Linked DNA regions of Mus musculus: region 2 is linked to region 1. Evidence: chromatin loops called from intact Hi-C (ENCODE). Cell type or tissue: left cerebral cortex. All regions are shown on one strand. Links, peaks and the distances in the headings refer to the core of each region. The heading gives the core; the rest is flanking DNA.

Region 1 (5,381 bases), core at 53-5,052:
AGATGGAGTCCTCCTCCCTGCGCAAGTGAATCAGTTCTGTGTGGGTCACCTGAGAGATGCCTGGGCAAGTATTAGGAAGCCCCAATAGATTTATTAAGAACGAACTAACCTCTCTCTCTCTCTCTCTCTCTCTCTCTCTCTCTCTCTCTCTCTCTCTCTCTCTCTCAGGTTTTCTGAGAAATAAGCCTAACTTTTAACCATACTTTCTGAAGCCGCTTAGATACACAAAAGTATGACTAAGAATGATGGCTGCTACATCTCGCTACACAAGTCCATGAAACTTAGTTACCTGCAACCCGTGGATCACGTGTATTAATTCCCAACTCACAGACCCGTCTGCCCAAATGGAACCACAGTGTGAATGTTTGAAGCAAAGCTCACTCTGCCTCGTCCATCCCAGCCTGTCTCCAGCCGTTCAGCTTCCATGAAGCGCATCCTTGTTCCCTAAGGGCCTGACTCATTCAGGAACCTCCGGACCCTTCTTCCTCATCCAGGGTCAGTTATTCCCATTCCATTTCCATTTTAGAACATCCCTGCTCTCCTCTCTATTCCCTACAGCCAACCCTAGATTCTTTCATGGCTGGCTTCACTTGCCTATAATCCATCGGTTGCAATGCTACTGAAGCTGTGATTCCAAAATGGATCTTATGGACCAGTGACTGCCTCGGTAGCAAGATCCTGGTCCTCAGTCAGGCATGTAAGGTTCTTCCCACCCCCATCCACACCCAAAGTAGAAGTACCCATATGTGTAGTTCCTTCAACAAGTGAGACAAGAGTCTGTGCCTTTCAGGGATGTCTCCTCTATGTAGTATGCTCTCTCTTCTGGAAGCAAAAGTCTTCTTAAAGGCTTTCCTGCCATGCTCAGCAATGTCTTTCGGTTTCTATGGCAACATATGGCACCACAGCTGGCTCACTCTCCCTACCCCCACACCCATGATGTCCTTTAAAGCAGGGCTCTGTTTTACTACAGAGTATTCTCTGTCACCCTGTACCCTGTCACATTGGAGCACCCAAGAGGTCCTCAGCAAGCAGCTGACTTGTGGAGCAACTGGACAAGTTCTCCCTGACAGGAAGAAGAGGAAACTTGGAGATTGTGCTTTCACTTCCTGTTTGTTTCCTAAGCAACTACTAAATAGCTTCAGCCATTCAATTGCAGGTGTTTACTGTTCTCTTTCATAGGACTGGGGTCAACCTAATCAGGACAAAGCACTTAGCAATAATAATAACAATAATAATTTTAAAGATCTGGAAATGTTTTCCAATAAGTAGGCTCATCTCTGAGCTCAGCCACCTCAGGGTAAGATAAAGGAACAGACATATTTTGTAATTAAGACACTAAATTAAAGACAGAGGACCTCTAGAGAAACAATCATTCCAACCATGAATTACAAAGAGTTAAAGAGGAGACTTCCCTCCAGTTTTTAAGTGATCTCTGCCAAGTGGCTCTGCTTTAATCCTGATCAAATCCACTAAGGTCTCAGAAACCTCCTGACCTAGATCAATCCAGGCCTTTCTGGCCAGAGCCAGGCCACCATACAAGTCAGCCAGGTATTCAAGAGGACAAGGAAAGGCTAAAATCACAGGTCGAGACCCACTGCGTGCGATGTCTGGGGCTTTAAGAACCAAGCCAGCTTCCAGACAGAGAATGTGAGTTGCCTTTGCTTGGTATTCTGAAGAGGTTTAATCAGAAACACAGGCGAGATGGAGGAGAGAGCATCCATTCAGGCACTGTGGACTGATGGGATAGATTCAGGTGGGCTGCCTCTTCTAACACAAAGTTGACAGGACTTCAGCAAAGGAATAAAATCTGGACCCGAGTGTAACCCAGCACTGCACGTGCTCTTTGCGAATCCACAACCCATAGGGCACAGAACTCTTCTCCGGGTGGTACCTACAGAGCGCTACGGGGCTCACCTGTCTGGGGTAGACAAATACTTCTGCTTCTGGAATTTCTTCTCTAGGCCCATGAGCTGCAGCTCGGTGAAGATGGTGCGACTTCTGCGTGGTTTCTTCTGCCTGGGCGTGGGCTGTTCTGTCTCTGACTCGCTGCTGGCTAACGCCTCACCACCAGGGGTCTCAGCAGCAGCAGCCGCCGCCTCCGCAGCGGCGACTGGATGGCGAGTTAACACTGGGGTGAGTCCCGAGCCGGTGGGAACCAGGTGGGAGATGACTGTGGGCTGCCGGGTGATCACAGACAGGAGAGGATATGCCCGTAGGGAAGGGGAACCTGGGAAGCAAACAAGAGTCAAGTCACTGCACGGTCCGGAGAGATCAGGGACAAGGAGCCCAAAGAGAACCCCTTGCTAAGACGGGAATGAATGCAGGGTCTCTTGCACATCAGAAGGAGTAAACAAAATCAAGAAAAAGTGACTCAAGATCCTGAACTGCAGGGTGAGCTGGCTACACTAAGCCTAGCTCCAGCTTGGGCATGAGGCCATTTGTACCCCACTTAGCCCAAAATGGCTTCTTGTAAGTCTCCCCATTTAAGTAACTCCCCTTACCACTGTGATTGCCTAAATTCTGGATTTAGTGAACAGCAGTCAAGAAAGGCTAGAATCATGGACATCTGAATTCCAATAACAGATCTGTAACATGCAAATTTCCTTCTTATAACTATGAAAATCACAGACTCAATATCTCTATGCCTTAACTCATAAGGATGTTCAGAGAAGGAGGGCGCTTAATGATTATCCCAGTTGACTCCCTCATTTCAGGGAAGCTAGTCCCAGGAAAGTTAAATGACTTGCCTAATACAACATAACCAGGAAAAGCAAATTGAGGGGTCAAAACCACAATCTCCTGGCTTAACGTCCAGGGCTCTTAGCACTGGGTCATGAGTCACACGTTTACGAGGGAAGGACAAACAGATGTTTAATTCACATAAAAACCTGGCTCAATTATGACTAGTTACCTGCCAGAAGCACTGTTTAAAGAGGGTTCTCAGGCTGGGTTGGAGCTTTCTGTGGTTGATTAACAATGTCTGCCATGGGCAGGTTGTAGGGTGCACCGGGTTCAGGAACATATAAATGGTTTTTACTCTGCTTCTTAGGAAAGTTAAAGCAAAAAGGGCTTTTGCAGCTAACAATCTAAGTCTATAAGTGCACATTTTAAAAGACCACTGTCTGTTACTGTTTATAGGTTGAGGTTTAAAGTGTCTCTGTCTCTCTGGTCTCAGTTTTTTTCATCTAGATAATAAGACTAGCTAACTTCTCAGAACTCTTCAAATTCTGACATACTGATGCTACAGCAAAGTGTCTCTCGGCCCACATTCAACAGCTGATGAAACCAGAGAACGCTGGGGGGGCTGCCCTTTGAACCTCATTGCATGGCCTGCCAGCAGCCACAAAGGCAGAGCAAGCAAGAGCCAACCAACATTCACACTTGTCCTGGGCTGAAACCAACTACATCATAGAAGCCCCCAGGTGCTGCTTGTGAACCCAATCTCATCTGGCTTGGCATTGCTCTTTGTATTCATTCCTGTGCCTGTGTTCTGGATGCCAGGCCCAGTCATTAAAACAGATAACTCTTCCTGTTCTTTGAGAACACTCTAGCGAGGCCCAGTAGAAACCACAAAGTTGTTAAGAAATAATAAATCACCGAGTGCAACAACTTCCAGGAAACCTAAAGCCAACTCTAACACTTGAGGGTTTGTGTTGTGTATTCATTTTAAGAAAAAAATAATAATCTGGACTGGCCCAATGGCTCAGGGGTTAAGCACACTTCTGCTCTTTTGGGGGACCTGAGTTTGGTTCCCAGCACCTGTCACATCCTCCTGTATATGTTGTTCTGGCAAAGATTGGGGGGGGGGAGATAGGAACTCATCTACTGTTGCTGGCAGTATAAAAAGATTTTTTAAAAATAGAAGAAAAAGCATTTTACATGCCCATTGTCAACATGTGCCAAGTCGCTGACAGAAATTCCAAGATGAGTTCTACCGTCCATGTGCACAGAGGTTTGTGTGTCACCACGTCCACTGCGGTCTTGTTCACAGTAGTGGAAAGGGGACACAATCTACATACTTATTAACACGGCAATGAGCTATATCTGCAGTGTGGTCTAGCGATATAACCTGATAAATACATAGATGAATGGATCAACTAACTATCCAAATATATAGTAAGTGAGAAAAACACAGTATGAGGCTTGTGTAGTCAGAAAAGCTGTGTGACCATGTTTACAAATGCTTTTTTAGAAATCCAAAAAGTTATTTATTTCACGAATAAAAATAACAACCTCTAGGGAAAGGCAGAAGTAAAATAGAATAGAAAGGAATCTACTGGTATTGATCTCTGAGCACGGACTATGGGCCATGTGCTCTGGAAGCTTGGGTTACAAGCAAGTTCCACCTTCGTCGACGCTCATGTTTCAGAAGAGGAGGTAAGTCATATAGTGACAGGCAGTGGTGAGCTCTCCAGAGAAAGCTAGGGCAAAGAGAGAAGGTAGAGCAGGTGTGTGGAGACCTCTGAGGAAAGGTGGCCTTTCAGAGGATAAGTGAATCTCAGTGTGATAGTCTCAAGAAGACGCAGGGCTACTGAGCACCTGGAGGCCCAGAGCCAGCATGTGCAATCCCTTTCAGGGCAACAAGCTTTGACTCAAGGACTAGTAAATGCCTGAGGTGAGAAGGGTAGAAAAGTTCAGAGAGACCTGCTGGGGTCAGGTCATAAAGAGATGTCATTCAGAATGATGAAAAGCCATCTACGAGATTCTGCTGATCAGAGGCAAGATCCAGTTATTAATGACCACACTGCAGATATAACCCAGCTCATTGCTGTGTTAATAAGTATGTAGATTGTGTCCTCCTTCCACTACTGTGAACAAGACCGCAGTGGACGTGGTGACACACAAATCTCTGTGCACATGGACGGTAGGACTCATCTTGGAATTTCTGTCAGCGACTTGGCACATGTTGATGGTGGACATGTAAAATGCTTTTTCTTCTATTATTTTTATGGCCACTGTGGAGAACAGCCTCAGAAGCAGGTGGGGAGAGTACAAAGCCAGTGAGGAGTAGAGGCCAAACCCCAGGCCCTAGAGACAACATCTGTGACCAGGGTGCTATCATATTCTGGGTATACTTCATTGATAAGGCGAAAAGGTCTAATAGACAGTTCCAGAGCAAGGGTGAGTGGGAAAACCCAAGACTGCTGTGGTAGACAAATAGCTGTTAGACATCTCTGATGTGTTGAGGTGGCAGCTCGGTAACCTAGGCTGAGGTTCAGGGGAGCAAGAGACTGGAGGGGCTTTGACTCACCCAGTGTATGTGGCATTTTAAGCTATGAGCTGAATGAGGTCACCCAGCGAGTGAGTGGAAGAGAGAAGAGATGGGAGGACTGAGCCTGGGGCATACCAACATGTGAGGTCATGAGGAGGGAGAGATGCCA
Region 2 (5,381 bases), core at 128-5,127, 66 kb before region 1:
CAGTGTTTTTAACTGCAGACCCATCTCTCCAGACCCATGGCATACATTTTAGACTTGGAGCCATATATATTCATTGTTGTATATTTTCTCCTTCCTCTGGTTCCTCCTTGGTTTTAATTCCTTTTACAGCTATACCTAACACTTGTTTGTAGCTTGTGATCTGTACTAAAAATCAGAAGCTCAGACCTCAACACTGGAAGACTCCAATCCAGAAGGTGCAGTACCAGCTGCCATATGTGCATTTAGCATGCTCCTTGAAGACTCTAGATCATGCCAAATATAAGCATGGAGATGTCAAGCTGGTGCCTCCAAAATGCTTTAACCCCTACATTCCAGCATCATTGGTACAGGAAAGTGCTCTGCATACTACCCAAAGAGAAACATAAACACTAACCCAGCCACACCCCTTTGTTCTACCACAATGGTATCTTGCCTGCAAGATGTTCTAGGGTAAAGATGGCACAAAGCTTATTGGAATAACCATCTAATCCCTGATTTGACTTAAGGCCCACTCTACGAGATGAAACACATACCTAGCACTGCTTGGGTGACCAAGAATCTGAGACTAAATAGCCCAGGAACCAACAGTAAAACTAGATTACTACTGTTCTAAAGAAGAAAATGTAGTGATAAAATTACTTCTGATGACAGTGTCTCTCATTATTGTCATCGATCAGCACTTTGCTCAGCCATCATTGGAGAAGCGTCTTCCTACAGCAGATGGGAACAGAAGCAGAGACCCATTACACTGAGAGCGAGACACTTTAGAACACCCAGCCCTAAATAGGGTGTCTCCATCAATCCCTCCACTCAGGGGTCAGGGAACCCCATGGAGGAGGCAGAAAAAGTGGCCTCTGCCTAAATGTTATGGCTTCCAGTTTAGTGTTTTTATGGGATTTCTGGGTGTGGGAATGAGAATCTGTTTCCTGTGCCTTCTCTTGGGCTCTTTTCCTTCCGTCTGTTTTGTCTAATTCCAATGTGTTAGTTTTTGTTTTATTTTGTATTATTACTATTATTATTATTATCATCATCCAGTAGAATCCTGCTGGTTTTCTAATGAAAGACAGAAAGGGTGTGGTATTAGATTCAGGGGTGGAAGAAAGAAGCTGGGAGGAGTAGAAAGAGGAAATCATAATATTGAAAAAATTATTTTCCAATAAAGGGGGAAATGGAAGGCAGTCGTTATTTTCTGCAGTTCAACAAAGAAATTTAAAACAGGGTCCCTCTGTGGATCCTAAGCTAGTACTGAAATTGTGATCCTCCTGCCTCGGACCCTCAGTAGCTAAGATTGCAGGAGTACAGCACAACACCCGGATTCAACACGTATTACTGAGCTTCTGTGTGGTACACACATAGGTGAGCAAGGTGGACATGATCCTCGCCAGGCAGAGCCTGCAAAGAATCTGGCCAGAGAATCAGACTTACCAGAGCTCCCACCTGAAGTCTCAGAGCAATTAGGGAGGGTTTAGCTCACCCCAAGCTTAGCTCGCCCTGGTTTTGCTCCTAGGGTATGTGCGGCATCTCCAAGGCGATGGAATCTGCCATCTTCCAATCTTCTATATATATATCCTTCCTGCTGTTTGATGCTGTTCTATCACCAGCTTTGAATTGTGATTGAATTCTTTACTATGCGGGCATCTCATTTTCCTTTTGCTGTTCAACTTCATCTCTGTTTTAAATCTGCCATAACGCTGGAAGAAGTTAGTATAATTTGGAGAGAAATTGTGTACATGTATGTTAATATTAAACATGGAGTTTAAAGTCACAGACACCTCAGTTTTCTGTACCTGTGTTCATAGATAGGTCCCTTCCATGAGCATATTTCTCCTTCTTTCATTCTGAACAAACCAGTTAAAGAGACACATTGCTCCAGAAGTATCATGGAGGTAGCTGTAACTAGAGAGGCCCATCGAATGACTGGTTACCAATATTTAAGACCTTGCTTTACCCAATCTACTCAAGGCTTAGGTTTCTAAAGACATACTTTGAAAGTGACCAATTTTGATATTTCAGTCTATGTTGGGTGAAGGACATAGCTCAGTTAGGTGAATGCCTGCCTGGTATGAACAAAATCCTGGGTTGAATTACCAAGATGCCATAAAAATAGAAAAAAACAGGCATGTAATACGTGTCTTTAATCTCAGCACCAAGGGGGAAGAATCAGGAGGGTCAGAAGTTCATGGCAAACCTTGGCTAAATAGTGAGTTCAAGGCCAGTTTGGGATACAAAAGAACCGATCTCAAAAAAGAAAAAAAAATGTGGATTACTCATAGTGACTCAACAGAGACTGAAAAGAAGAAAAGAGTGCCAGAGAGGCAAAGATAGACTCTATCAATGTAACAGAGCCACAGACCTTAGTAGGCCCCAAGATTTCGGCATAACTAACTCCATGGTGGAAGTACCATTCAGGCTGTAAAATTGAGCATGTAAGCCACACCACCTGCCAAAACTAAACAAAGGCCTAATCCATCAAAGTTATGGGAAAGTCTCCAAATGTTCTAACCTTGCTTTTTGGCTTCTGTCATTCTGATTCTGGCCAATTGTTCTTTTTAACTGAAGTGTGTTAACTTAGGATATGGTTTTTGTGCTTAAAAGCTCACCCTGAAAAAGGCTCAGGGCTACACTGAAATCCTGAACACCTAATACAGTTACTGCCTGACTAATAAAGACTTTCTATTGTCATAAACCCATGTCTGAGTAGTCTTCTCTGGTGACTACTCTACAACATTCTGTGCTAGAAGACTTGCATAAACAATGTTTTAGTATTCCTAAGTATTATTTTCCCTTGATGTTACAGTATTGGGATTATCTTATTCTTTTATCTCATTGTGAAACCTGTATTTGATAATGGCATGGAGTCTTAATAACCTGGCTCTCTATGATTATCATTATATTCTTTTATCTGTATAAAAGAACACCTTATATTCTTTTATCTGTAATGTTCTTGTAGCCATTAGTCTGAAAGGATGGTCCCAAAGAAGGTAGCTAGTGGCAAAGCTTGACAGGCTACGTTTGCTGTGAGGCATGTGAGCTGACTGGGGTGAAGAAGACCTACTCCCCCCCCCCTACTTTTTAAAGCTTTGTTATAAATAAGACACACACACACCCACACTAAGTCAAGCCAAGCAATAAGCCAGCACCAAGAGGGTTGCTTATCTGCCCAAGGTCACTATCTCAACAGTAGATTTCTAAGAATGTACGGCCATTCTTTCATCCAATATCATTTCAAACTCTTCCTCTTTGCCATCTTTTCCTGATCTACTGTCCCATCCTTTCCACAACACTTTAAACCAGGTACTGCTCAGTGGTGGGATATTTCCCTGGTGTGGGTGAAGCCCTGGTTCTATCCCCAGCACAGTGAAAAAACAAAAGGTCAAACTGGCTCATGGGTCTACTCCTAAAGCCATCTTTTCTCAGTTAAATCTGTGTCTTTCTCTTGCCTCAACCCCTGCATTGCCTTCTGAAGGGGAAAAAAAAATCAAACTTGTATGAATGAGTATCTCTCTCCTTGGGTCCTCTACATTCTATCCTTTTCCCATCCAAGTGATTCACAGCCGAGCCTTGTTCATTTCTTCCTTGTCGTTCTGTTACTAGTTACAGAAAAACAAGAGGATCAAAATGGAGCATCGAGATGAGCTGTCCCTAGCTATATAGTTGATAGAAGAGGCCCCCCAACCCTGTTATAGCTGTCTCGTATGAGGTTATGCCAGTGTCTGGCAAATACAGAAGTGGATGCTCACAGTCATCTATAAGATGGAACACAGGGCCCCCAATGGAGAAGCTGGAGAAAGCACCCAAGGAGCTGAAGGGGTCTGCAACCCTATAGGTGGAACAACAATATGAACTAACCAGTACCCCCCCCCCCCAGAGCTCATCTCTCTAGCTGCATTTGTAGCAGAAGATTGCCTAGTCAGCCATCACAGGGAAGAGAGACCCCATGGTATTGCAAACTTTATATGCCCCAGTACAGGAGAATGCCAGGGCCAAGAAGCGGGAATGGGTAGGTAGGGCAGCAGGGGCGGAGGGAAGGTATAGGTAACTTTCAGGATAGCATTTGAAATGTATATAAAGAAAATATCTAATATAAATAAATAAATAAATAAATAAATAAGCCCCGAAATCATTTATGAGAGGCACTGTTTTAAGCAACTCATTGATAAAAGCAGAATCAAAACTGCTATGTGTGTCCTGTGTGCCGCCCCACCCCAGGCTTCTTTCTGTCCTGTGAGTCACTGGATTTAGAAGGGTGGGATATTCTGGTAAGTGTGGGAGGCTCTTCTCAGAGCTCTTCCCACACCCCAGCCCAAAATAATTCACTGTTTCTCATCTTACATCAACACAGCTTTTGTTTTTAGCTGAGCATCATTGTCACCTCATTCCAACCATTCATTCATTATTCATTTGGTGAGCATCTTCAGGCACCAGGATTGATTCTTGAGAAACTAAGATGACAGAGAAAAAATGTTCTTTCTCTCAAAAAGCATGTGGTCTTGATGGCAAGGAGGAAGAAGACATAGACACATCAATTATCATTGATGAGACATTGGAGCCAGAAAGATAGTTGAGACAAATTTAGTATCTTTGGAAGAGAATATGCAGAAGCAACTTAAGCCTGGAACTCTGGGGTATAAAGGAAATTCCAGATAGCTTATTGAGGCTAGTGTTTGTGGAGCAGTCTTGAAGACTAGAAGTAGTGTGTAAGCCCAGCAGTAGGAAGTCAAATCATGAAGGCCTTGTGGACCACGCACAAAACTCTACACATTCTCTTTCAGCAAACAGGAATCTTAAAGTTATTTAAGCTTGGGAGTTATGCGTCTAGACATGTATTTTTAAAAGGTTACTTTAGGGGCAGAGTAAAGAATGACTGAGAAGGAAATGAGACCAGAGACCAGGAAATAATTTGACAGGTTGTTGTCATGCAAAAGTCAACAAGGGCCTGCATGGATTCACCCACCAGCACTTTTAAGAACAGTTGGTACCAAGTTGGGTATGAAGGCATAAATAATGAGAGAAGATTTAAGGATAATTCTCACAATCTTGATAAAGGTGGATGAATGAATTATAGTTCATTTTATCAGAAAGCAGAGAAAGGAGAAAAGGTCAAAGGTGAGACTTGGGAGGAAATAAAATGACCCCAAGCTTGAGATTCCTAAGTTACTTCCAGGTAGAGGCTTCTCATTGGCAGATGGAGTTAGATTGCCTTAAGATAATGACCCAGACTGAAGATACTGATTTGAACATCACTGTAAGACGGGTCAGCAACTGAAGTCCTAGGAGAGAAAGACATTATCCAGTGGATGGAAGACTGTGGCAGAATCTTAGAGGGTGCCAATACTAGGGTGGAAACAGAAAGAGGGGTCTTAAGGGCAGACTCAGAGCTG

What was found. Peaks named below come from ENCODE experiments on the same cell type or tissue, not always from the same donor. Only the 100,000 strongest peaks of a DNase experiment are listed, where the experiment ranks them.
Region 2: it touches region 1 in a loop (5-fold over the local background); 2 of 42 quality-filtered maps call a loop at or near these places.

Annotation. Positions count from the first base shown.
Region 1 is chr9:31,856,817-31,862,197 of GRCm38, forward strand. It overlaps Barx2 (BarH-like homeobox 2), which reads right to left. Exons shown (of 4, transcript NM_013800.2): 2 at 1,915-2,227. Among named protein-coding and RNA genes, the nearest start is that of Gm31497, 46 kb to the right of the region's middle. In left cerebral cortex, for the core only: a CTCF peak has its summit at 2,055; DNase peaks (open chromatin) are centred at 898, 1,646 and 2,005; H3K4me3 peaks cover 656 bases; H3K27ac peaks cover 170 bases.
Region 2 is chr9:31,790,833-31,796,213 of GRCm38, forward strand. No RefSeq gene overlaps it. Among named protein-coding and RNA genes, the nearest start is that of Gm31497, 110 kb to the right of the region's middle. In left cerebral cortex, for the core only: no CTCF peak of the experiment used is centred there; DNase peaks (open chromatin) are centred at 2,317 and 4,294.